Linked DNA regions of Homo sapiens: region 1 is linked to region 2. The links are chromatin contacts, found by Hi-C or POLR2A ChIA-PET in ENCODE. All regions are on one chromosome and are shown on one strand. Each heading gives the region's core, a stretch centred on a gene start or an enhancer-like site at or near the end of the contact. The rest is flanking DNA. Distances are from core to core; before and after follow the strand shown.

Region 1 (4,152 bases), core at 1,338-3,837, 330 kb after region 2:
GTATGGGGCAGGACCCTCTCTGGAATGAAGGTCTTTGGACCCACATCAGATTAGAATCCTGGTTGGACAGGTGAAAGAGGAACAGGAGAAGTTCAGAGGAGAGGTTCTGTTTCCTGAGGCCTCAAGTGCCCCAACATTATCACAGGACTGTGGGAGTTAGGAACGGGGATCTGCAGATGCAAACCAGTATGTATCTATCGTAACACCACACCGCCTATCTCCGCATGGACAGGTATGGACAAGGAGAGGGTCTGAGACTCAGAAGGTGGGTTTGTGGGAGCCAGAAAATTGAACCCAAACATCCCTTATGGAGAAGCACTTCATCCATTCAACAAAAATGTATTAAGGCCGGGTGCAGTGGCTCATGCCTGTAATCCCAGCACTTTGGCAGGCCGAGGCGGGTGGATTACCTGAGGTCAGGAGTTCGATACCAGCCTGGTCAACATGGTGAAACCCCATCTATACTAAAAATGCAAAAATTAGCTGGGCGTGGTGGCGCACCCCTGTAATCCCAGCTACTTAGGAGGCTGAGGAGGGAGAATTGCTTGACCTCAGGAGGCGGAGGCTGCCGTGAGCTGAGATGGCACCACTGCACTTCAGCCTGGGCAACAGAGTGAGACCCCGTCTCAAAAAAAAAAAATATATATATTAAGCACTCTTCTGCGGTGAGCAGGTCTATGCAAACCTACCTCCAAAGGCCCAGGGAGCTGAGAGGCCAAAGAAAGAGGCTGACAAACACAGTGATCAGAAGGAAACATTTAATAGGGACTTACGAACAGAAACCATGTCTCAGGCAGCCTCCAGATGACATGGTGGATCCCTACAATGTTATACCCCAAGACCCAGGGCTTATATACCATAGGGAATTTGCATAAGGGCAGGATTTATGGTAAGTATGTGTTTCAGTAATGTTGAGGCTTTCACTTAAGGGTAAGATTTACAGTAAGTTCATGAAAGTAGAAGTCTTTGGCTGGTCAGAGTGGCTCACGCCTGTAATCCCAACACTGTGGGAGGCTGATGAGGGTGGATCACTTTGAGGCCAGAAGTTCAACACCAGCCTGGCCAATATGGTGAAACTCTGTCTCTACTAAAAATATAAAAATTACTCGGAGGCTAGATGCGGTAGCTCATGTTTGTAATCCCAGTGCTTTGGGAGGCCCAGGTGGATGAATCATTTGAGGTCAGGAGTTCGAGACCAGCCTGGCCAACATGGTAAAACCCCATCTCTACTAAAAATACAAAAATTAGCCAGTGTGGTGACAAGTGCCTGTAGTCCCAGCTACTTGGGAGGCTGAGGGAGGAGAATTGCTTGAACCCGGGAGGCAGAGGTTGCAGTCAGCTGAGATCCTGCCATTGCACTTCAGCCCGGGCGACAAGAGCAAAACTCTGTCTTAAAAATAAAATAAAATAAAATAAAATAAAATAAAATAAAATAAAATAAAATAAAATAAAATAAAAATTAGCCAGGCATGGTGGTGCACACCTGTAATCCCAGCTACTTGGGAGGCTAAGGCAGGAGAATTGCTTGAACCTGGGAGGCAGAAGTTGCAGTGAGCTGAGATGGTGTCATTGCACTCCAGCCTGGGTGACAAAGTGAGACTTTGTCTCAAAAAAAAAAAAAAAAAAAAAAGATAGATGAGGTCTGCAGGATTGATATCATGAGATACAGGTCATAAAGACCCTGCTGATAAAATAGGATGTGGTCAAGAAGTCAGCCCAGGACAGGTGCGGTGGCTCATGCCTGTAATCCCAGGACTTTGGGAGGCCAAGGCAGGCAGACCACAAGGTCAGGAGGTCGAGACCAGCCTGATCAACATGGTGAAACCCCGTCTCTACTAAATATACAAAAATTAGCTGGGTGTGGTGGCACGTGCCTGTATCCCAGCTACTCAGGAGGCTGAGGCAGGAGAATTACTTGAACCTGGGAGGTGGAGATTGCAGTGAGCTGAGACTGTGCCACTGCACTCCAGCCTGGGTGACAGAGTGAGACTCTGTCTCAAAAAAAAAAAAAGAACTCAGCCCAAACCAGCCAAAACCAAGATGGCAATGAAAGTGACCTCTGGTAGTCCTCCCTACTCAGTATACATTAATTATAATACATTAGCATGCTAAAAGACACTCTCATCAGCGCCATGACAGTTTACAAATGCCACAGCCACATCCAGAAGTTAGCCTATGTAGTCTATTCCTTTATTTATTTATTTTAGTTTAGTTTAGTTTATTGAGACAGGGTCTTGCTCTGTCACCCAGGCTGGAGTGCAGTGGCACAATCTTGGCTCACCACAACCTCTGCCTCCGGCTTCTCCTGCCTCAGCTGCCTGAGTAACTGGGAGTACAGGAGCACATCATCACGCCCAGCTAATTTTTGTATTTTTAGTAGAGACAGGATTTCTCCATGCTTGCCAGGCTGTCCTTGAACTCCTGACCTCAAGTGATCTGCCAGCCTTGGCCTTCCAAAGTGCTGAGATTACAGGCATGAGCCACCATGCCTGGCCCAGAAGTTTACCTATATAGTCTAAAAAGGGGAGGAACCCTCATTCTGGAAATCACCCACCCCTTTCCTGGAAACTCATGAATCACCTGCAACGGAAATTCAGTGATGAGTAACTCAGAGGAGCGGTTAGAACTTAGGGCTTATATAGAGGCCAGGCTCAGTGGCTCATGCCTGTAATCCCAGCACTTTGGGAGGCCAAGGCAGGCAGATCACCTGGGGCCAGGAGTTTGAGACAAACCTGAGCAACATGGTGAAACCCCATCTCTACTAAAAATACAAAAATTAGCCAGGCGTGGTGGTGGGCACCTGTAGTAATCACAGCAGCTACTCGGGAGGCTGAGGCACAAAAATCACTGGAACCGGGGAGGCAGAGGTTGCAGTGAGCCGAGATAGCACCACTGCACTCCAGCCTGGGCAGCAGAGTGAGACTCTGTCTCAAAAATAAAGCAAAAGACGGCCGGGCACGGTGGCTCATGCCTCTAATCCCAGTACTTCAGGAGGCCGAAACGGGTAGATCACCTGAGGTCAGGAGTTCTAGACCAGCCTGGCCAACATGGTGAAACCCCGCTTCTACTAAAAATACAAAAATTAGCCACGCGTGGTGGTGGGCACCTGTAATCCCAGCTACTTGAGGGGGCGAAGCAGGAGAATTGCTTGAATCCGGGAGACAGAGGTTGCAGTGAGCCAAGATGGCAACACTGCATTCCAGCCTGGGGGAGAAGAGCAAGACTTTGTCTCAAAAAATAAAAAAATAAAAAAAATAAGACACATGTGGAGGGAAAAAAGAAGAAAAGAGGCCAGGCACGGTGGCTCACACCTATAATCCCAGCACTTTGGGACGACCAGGAGGGAGGACTGCTTGAGACCAGGAGCTCGAGACCAGTGTAGGCAGCACAGTGAGACCCCTGTCTCTACAAAAAAAATTGGCAGGGCATGGCGGTGTGCCAGCTACTCAGGAGACTGAGGCAGGAGGATCTCTTGAGCCCAGGAGGTTGAGGCTGCAGTGAGCTATGATTGTGCCACTGAGACCCTGTCTCAAAGAAAAAAGAAATGTTGTGTCCGGAATTTATTCTTTCCGGTGGGTTCCTGGTCTCGCTGACTTCAAGAATGAAGCTGTGGACCCTTGCGGTGATTGTTACAGCTCTTAAAGATGGTTTGTCCAGAGTTTATTCCTTCAGATGTTCAGATGTGTCCGGAGTTTCTTCCTTCCGGTGGGTTCGTGGTCTCGCTGACTTCAGGAGTGAAGCCACAGACCTTCGCAGTGAGTGTTACAGCTCTTAAACGTGGCGCGTCCAGAATTGTTTGTTCCTCCCAGTGGGTTCGTGGTCTCGCTGACCTCAGGAATGAAGCCATAGACCCTTGCCGTGAGTGTTACAACTCATAAAGGTAGTGCAAACCCAGAGTGAGCAGCAGCAAGATTTATTGTGAAGAGCGAAAGAACAAAGCTTCCACAGCATGGAAGGGGACCCAAGCTGGTTGCCACTGCTGGCTTGGGTGGCCAGCTTTTATTCCCTTATTTGGCCCCGCCCACATCCTGCTGATTGGTCCATTTTACAGAGTGCTGATTGGTGCATTTACAATCCTTTAACTAGACACAGAGTGCTAATTGGTGCGTTTTTACAGAGTGCTGATTGGTGCATTTATAATCCTTTAGCTAG
Region 2 (4,241 bases), core at 1,364-3,863:
GTGGCAGGTGCCTGTAATCCCAGCTACTTGGGAGGCTGAGGGAGCAGAATCACTTGAACCTAGGAGGCGAACGTTGCAGTGAGCTGAGATTGCGCCCCTGGGCAACAGAGCAAGACTCCATCTCAAAAAAAAAAAAAAAAAAAAAAAAAAGAGAAGTCAAATAACTTACCAAAGGTCAAGCAGCTAGAGGTGATAGGATTTGAATACAGGCAGTCTGGTCCCAGAGCTAACCTTCCCGTAAAATGTGACTACATCCCTGAATGGCAAAATGTAAAACACTGTATTACATTTACACTGTATCAGTGTAGATACTGAACAGTGGTTTAAACCAGACAGGCTGTTTCTCTGCTCCATGAAGTCAAGCTGTTCCGAACACTAACTGCGGTAACCAGCCTCTGCCTCCCGGGTCCGCTTTGCCTTTCACAGTTCTTCCTTCTGACATCATGAAGACATCATGTATAAGCCTCAGTTGCTTTGTTGAAACGTGGAAGACCTTCAAGGGCTAGTTTTTGGAGAACTGGTTACATAAGAATATTCTGGATTCAAATCCCTGCCACTCAGTAACTATGTACCCTCAGACAAGTTATTTAACCTCTCTGTACCTCAACCACAGAATGGGAAAACAAATCGATGGGAAGCATGTAAGGTACTTAGCACAATGCCTGGCATACAGTAAGCACCCAAGAAATCCTAGCTGCTTTTTTTTTTTTTTTTTTTTAAGGAGAAGTCTAGCTTTGTCACCCAGGCTGGAGTGCAGTGGCACGATCTTGGTTCACTGCAACCTCCGTCACCGGAGGCAGGGCGGTTCAAGCGATTTTCCTGCCTTAGCCTCCCCAGCAGCTGGGATTACAGGCATCCGCTGCCCCCATGCCCAGCAAATTTTTGTATTTTTAGTAGAGACGGGGTTTCACCATGTTGGCAAGGCTGGTCTTGAACTCTTCAAGTGACCTGCCCGCCCTGGCCTCCGAAAGTGTTGGGATTACAGGCGTGAGCCACTGGGCCCGGCCAGAAATGTTAGTTTCTATCATTAAACCATTAGCTTCACGAATGAAGTCCTTCTTGCTAGCTTCTTGAACTGCTGTTAAAACCAACTAACCAGCTGGGCGCGGTGGTTCATGCCTGTAATCCCAGCACTTTGGGAGGCCGAGGTGGTGGATCACCTGAGGTCAGCAGTTCAAGACAAGCCTGGATAACATAGTGAAACCCTGTTTCTACTAAAAAATACATAAAATTAGCCGGGTGTGGTGGCACGCGCCTGTAATCCCAGCCACTCAGGAGGCTGAGGTGGAAGAATCGCTTGAACCAGGAGGAGAAGGTTGCAGTGGGCCGAGATCGCGCCATTGCACTCCAGCTTGGGCAACAACTAACCATCAACCACAGAAAAATGCCAAGGAAAAACTCAGACAGCTTTTCATGATCTTCCAATCATAATGATGAAAAATTAAAGGGATATGATGCATAATTTAAAATACGCTGTCTGGGCGTGGTGCTTCACACCTGTAATCCCAACACTTCGTAAGGCTTAAGCAGGAGGATCGCTTGAGCCCAGGAGTTCGAGACCAGCCAGGGCAACATAGTGAGACCACTGTCTCTACAAAAGGTTTAAAAATTAGCCAGGCGTGGTGGTGTGCGCCTGTGGTCCCAGCTACCCCGGAGGCTGAGGCAGGACGATGGCCTGAGCCCAAGAGGTGGAGGCTGCAGGGAACCGTGTTTGTGCCACTGTACTCCAGCCTGGGCAACCAAGCAAGACCCCATCTTTTATAAGTAAAAGATTTTTTACTTTTATATAAAAAAGTAAAAAGATAAAATAAAAAATATGCCCATTTGACACCAGTTTTCCCTCATCTGCTGCCTTTCATGAGCCATGGGCCTGTTGTGGGTGCAGGGGGAGTGGGCAAGGACACTTCTTTCCAGAAGTTCTCACTTCTGGCTAAGCATTCAAGGTTGGGTGAGCTGATTTTCAGAGATCCAGAGAGGTTTGCCCCTGGAAAACCGTTCACTAGATCCGGGTACGGGAAACGCTATGTGAAACCCGAGGGCCAATCAATGCCAAAGATTAAGCAGGTCCCGGGGGAAATCTCGGAGTTCCCCCTCTCCTGGAACTCAGTTCCGGGAAGCCCAGGGAAAGGACAGCTCGGCCGCTCGGGGCGACCCTGGAGGGAGCCTGGCCGCCTCCTGAGCAGTTCCAAAGCCGCCAGCCCCAGGCTCCGTGGGGCTGGCAGCGCAGGCTCCGGGGCTCGGCGCGGCCTCGGGCCCGGCGGCAGCGCGGGTTGGAGGCGCCGGGGCCGGGGCGGCGGCGGGGCCGGCGGGGGGCGCTTACTTCCTCTCGCGCGGCGGCGCAGGCCGCTCCTCCGGGACACGGCCGGGGCGGCGCTGAGGGCCGGGCCCGCTCCCGAGGGCTCCCCTGCGCCCTGGGCCGCACCTCCTCTTCCGCAGGGCCCGTCACTCCGACAAGTGCGCGTGTCACGCGGCCACGCGCCGCACGACACTCCGATACCGCCCGCGGAGCCCGCGGCGGCCGCAGGGGAAGGCGCGAGGCCAAGGCCAGCCCGGCCGCCACCCCGCCCCAGGCCTCAGGCCTCAGGCCTCCACCGCCTTGCGCTCAGCAAGACTGGGGCCCGGGCCGGGGGCGCGCGCGGCGGGGGCGCGCGCGGCGGGGGCGGGGGCGGGGCGGGGGCGCCGGCGAGGCCACGCCCTCCGCTGGCGGCCGCCGGGGCGGGGCCTCGGAGCTTCCGGGGCGAGGCGGTGGGTCAGCTCCGAGCCTCCGCCCCCGCCCTTCCCTTCGGCCCCCTGGTGGCCGTGCGTCCTAGAGCTGTCCTGCCGCGTCCGAGACGCGCGCGGGACCCAGAAGTGGCCGAGGGACGTGGTTGTGTCGTGGAGGGGACCCGGGGTGCTGGCTGCTCCCTACGATCTGGCACCCGCTCTGGGACTCCTCAGGCCTCGCTTTTCCCCATCTGTAGAATGAGCGGCTCGGTCTTTCCCGTCTTCAATATCCAGAGTAGGGATTTAGAAGTCGGAGCGCACACGCTGGCCACGCCTCCGCGCACAGCTTCAGATCTCTGCCACCCCTTATCACTTGTGTGACCCTGAGTTCAGTTTCTTCATCTGTACAGTGGGGACAATGGGAGTACCTGCCTCCGGGGTTGTCTGGCACTTGGGTGCTTAGTAAGCGGAAGCTTGGACCCGTGTGGCAAATAGAAGACTTTTGCTAAGACATTGCTAAGAAAGACAGCAAATGGAATCAGGGCTTCTCTGTAGGGTGAGAGGTATTTAAGTGAGAAAACGGGATCAGCTGCCTCTCAGAGCACTCAGTCCCCTTCCTGTCCCCCACCATTATCAGGCAGTAGGTGGCCCTCACCATGCTCCCCAACCTGCTCCCCACTTTTTCTTTTTTCTTTCTTTTCTTTTCTTTTTTTCTTTTTTTTTTTTTTTTTTTTTTTTGAGACAGGGTCTCGCTCTGTCACCCATGCTGGAGTGCAGTGGCGCTATCACAGCTCACTGCAGCCTCCGCCTCCCAGGCTCAAGTGATCCTCCCGCCTCAGCCTCCCAAGTAACTGGGATCACAGATGTTCGCCACCACTCCTGACTAATTTTTCAACTTTTTGTAGAGACGGGGTCTCACTTTGTTGCCCAGGCTGGTCTCGAACTCCTGGGCCCAAGTGATTCTCCCACGTTGGCCTCCCAAAGTGCTGGGAGGAGATTCTGACCTGAGAGAGAAACTGTGCTGCAGCTTTTTATTTCCCGATGGTTCCATTAGAGGTGGGAGCGTCTGGAACTAGCAGTGGCAACTTGGCAGTGGCCGGCAGGACTGAATGGGGCCAACAGGCATGATTACCACACAGGATGTTAGGCAAGGGGTTCCGGGAAGGCTGGGAACTGAGGGGAGCTGGGCCTCACCGTCACCAAGGCCAGAGGCCATCCGGGCGCCCGCAGAGGGCTGCCAAGCCTCGGCAAGGATTTAGGTCACACTGAGTGGGCCTGGCAGAGGGGGGAGCCAGGGAGCCAGGCACTCTCTGGGCTACCTCCACAGCTGGAAGTGAGCAGGAGGGCTTAGGGCAGGAGCGGGCCAGAGCAGACTCGAATGATGCCGGGACTCTTGGCCTAGAGCCCTTCCCATGTTCTGTGGCCCTGAGTGTGTCAGGCACCCACATAGCTCTGAAAACCAGGGCCCAGGAAGGCACAGATAGAAGTGGGCAGGTGTCCAGAGGCATGACCGGGGGTTCGTTTCCCAGATCTCCATG

Evidence for each region. Hi-C counts contacts between places; a loop is a spot of excess contacts on that map. ChIA-PET counts read pairs that join two places held with the same protein, here RNA polymerase II (POLR2A). Pooled maps may share reads with other maps.
Region 1: a pooled map of posterior vena cava shows a loop between it and region 2 (3-fold over the local background). The contact joins the enhancer-like site here to the promoter of H6PD in region 2. A Hi-C loop is called at or near these places in 6 of 50 pooled maps. POLR2A ChIA-PET finds 5 or more read pairs at or near these places in 3 of 52 experiments (MCF 10A, T-cell and activated CD8-positive, alpha-beta memory T cell).

Annotation. Positions count from the first base shown.
Region 1 is chr1:8,898,511-8,902,662 of GRCh38, reverse strand. No RefSeq gene overlaps it. Among named protein-coding and RNA genes, the nearest start is that of ENO1-AS1, 22 kb to the right of the region's middle. Within about 2 kb of position 2,587, at least 9 of the 41 ENCODE cell types and tissues checked have a DNase peak (open chromatin) inside an H3K27ac peak, as active enhancers do.
Region 2 is chr1:9,233,146-9,237,386 of GRCh38, reverse strand. H6PD (hexose-6-phosphate dehydrogenase/glucose 1-dehydrogenase) reads right to left here and starts at 2,613. Exons shown (of 5, transcript NM_004285.4): 1 at 2,321-2,613. RefSeq lists a silencer at 2,201-2,760.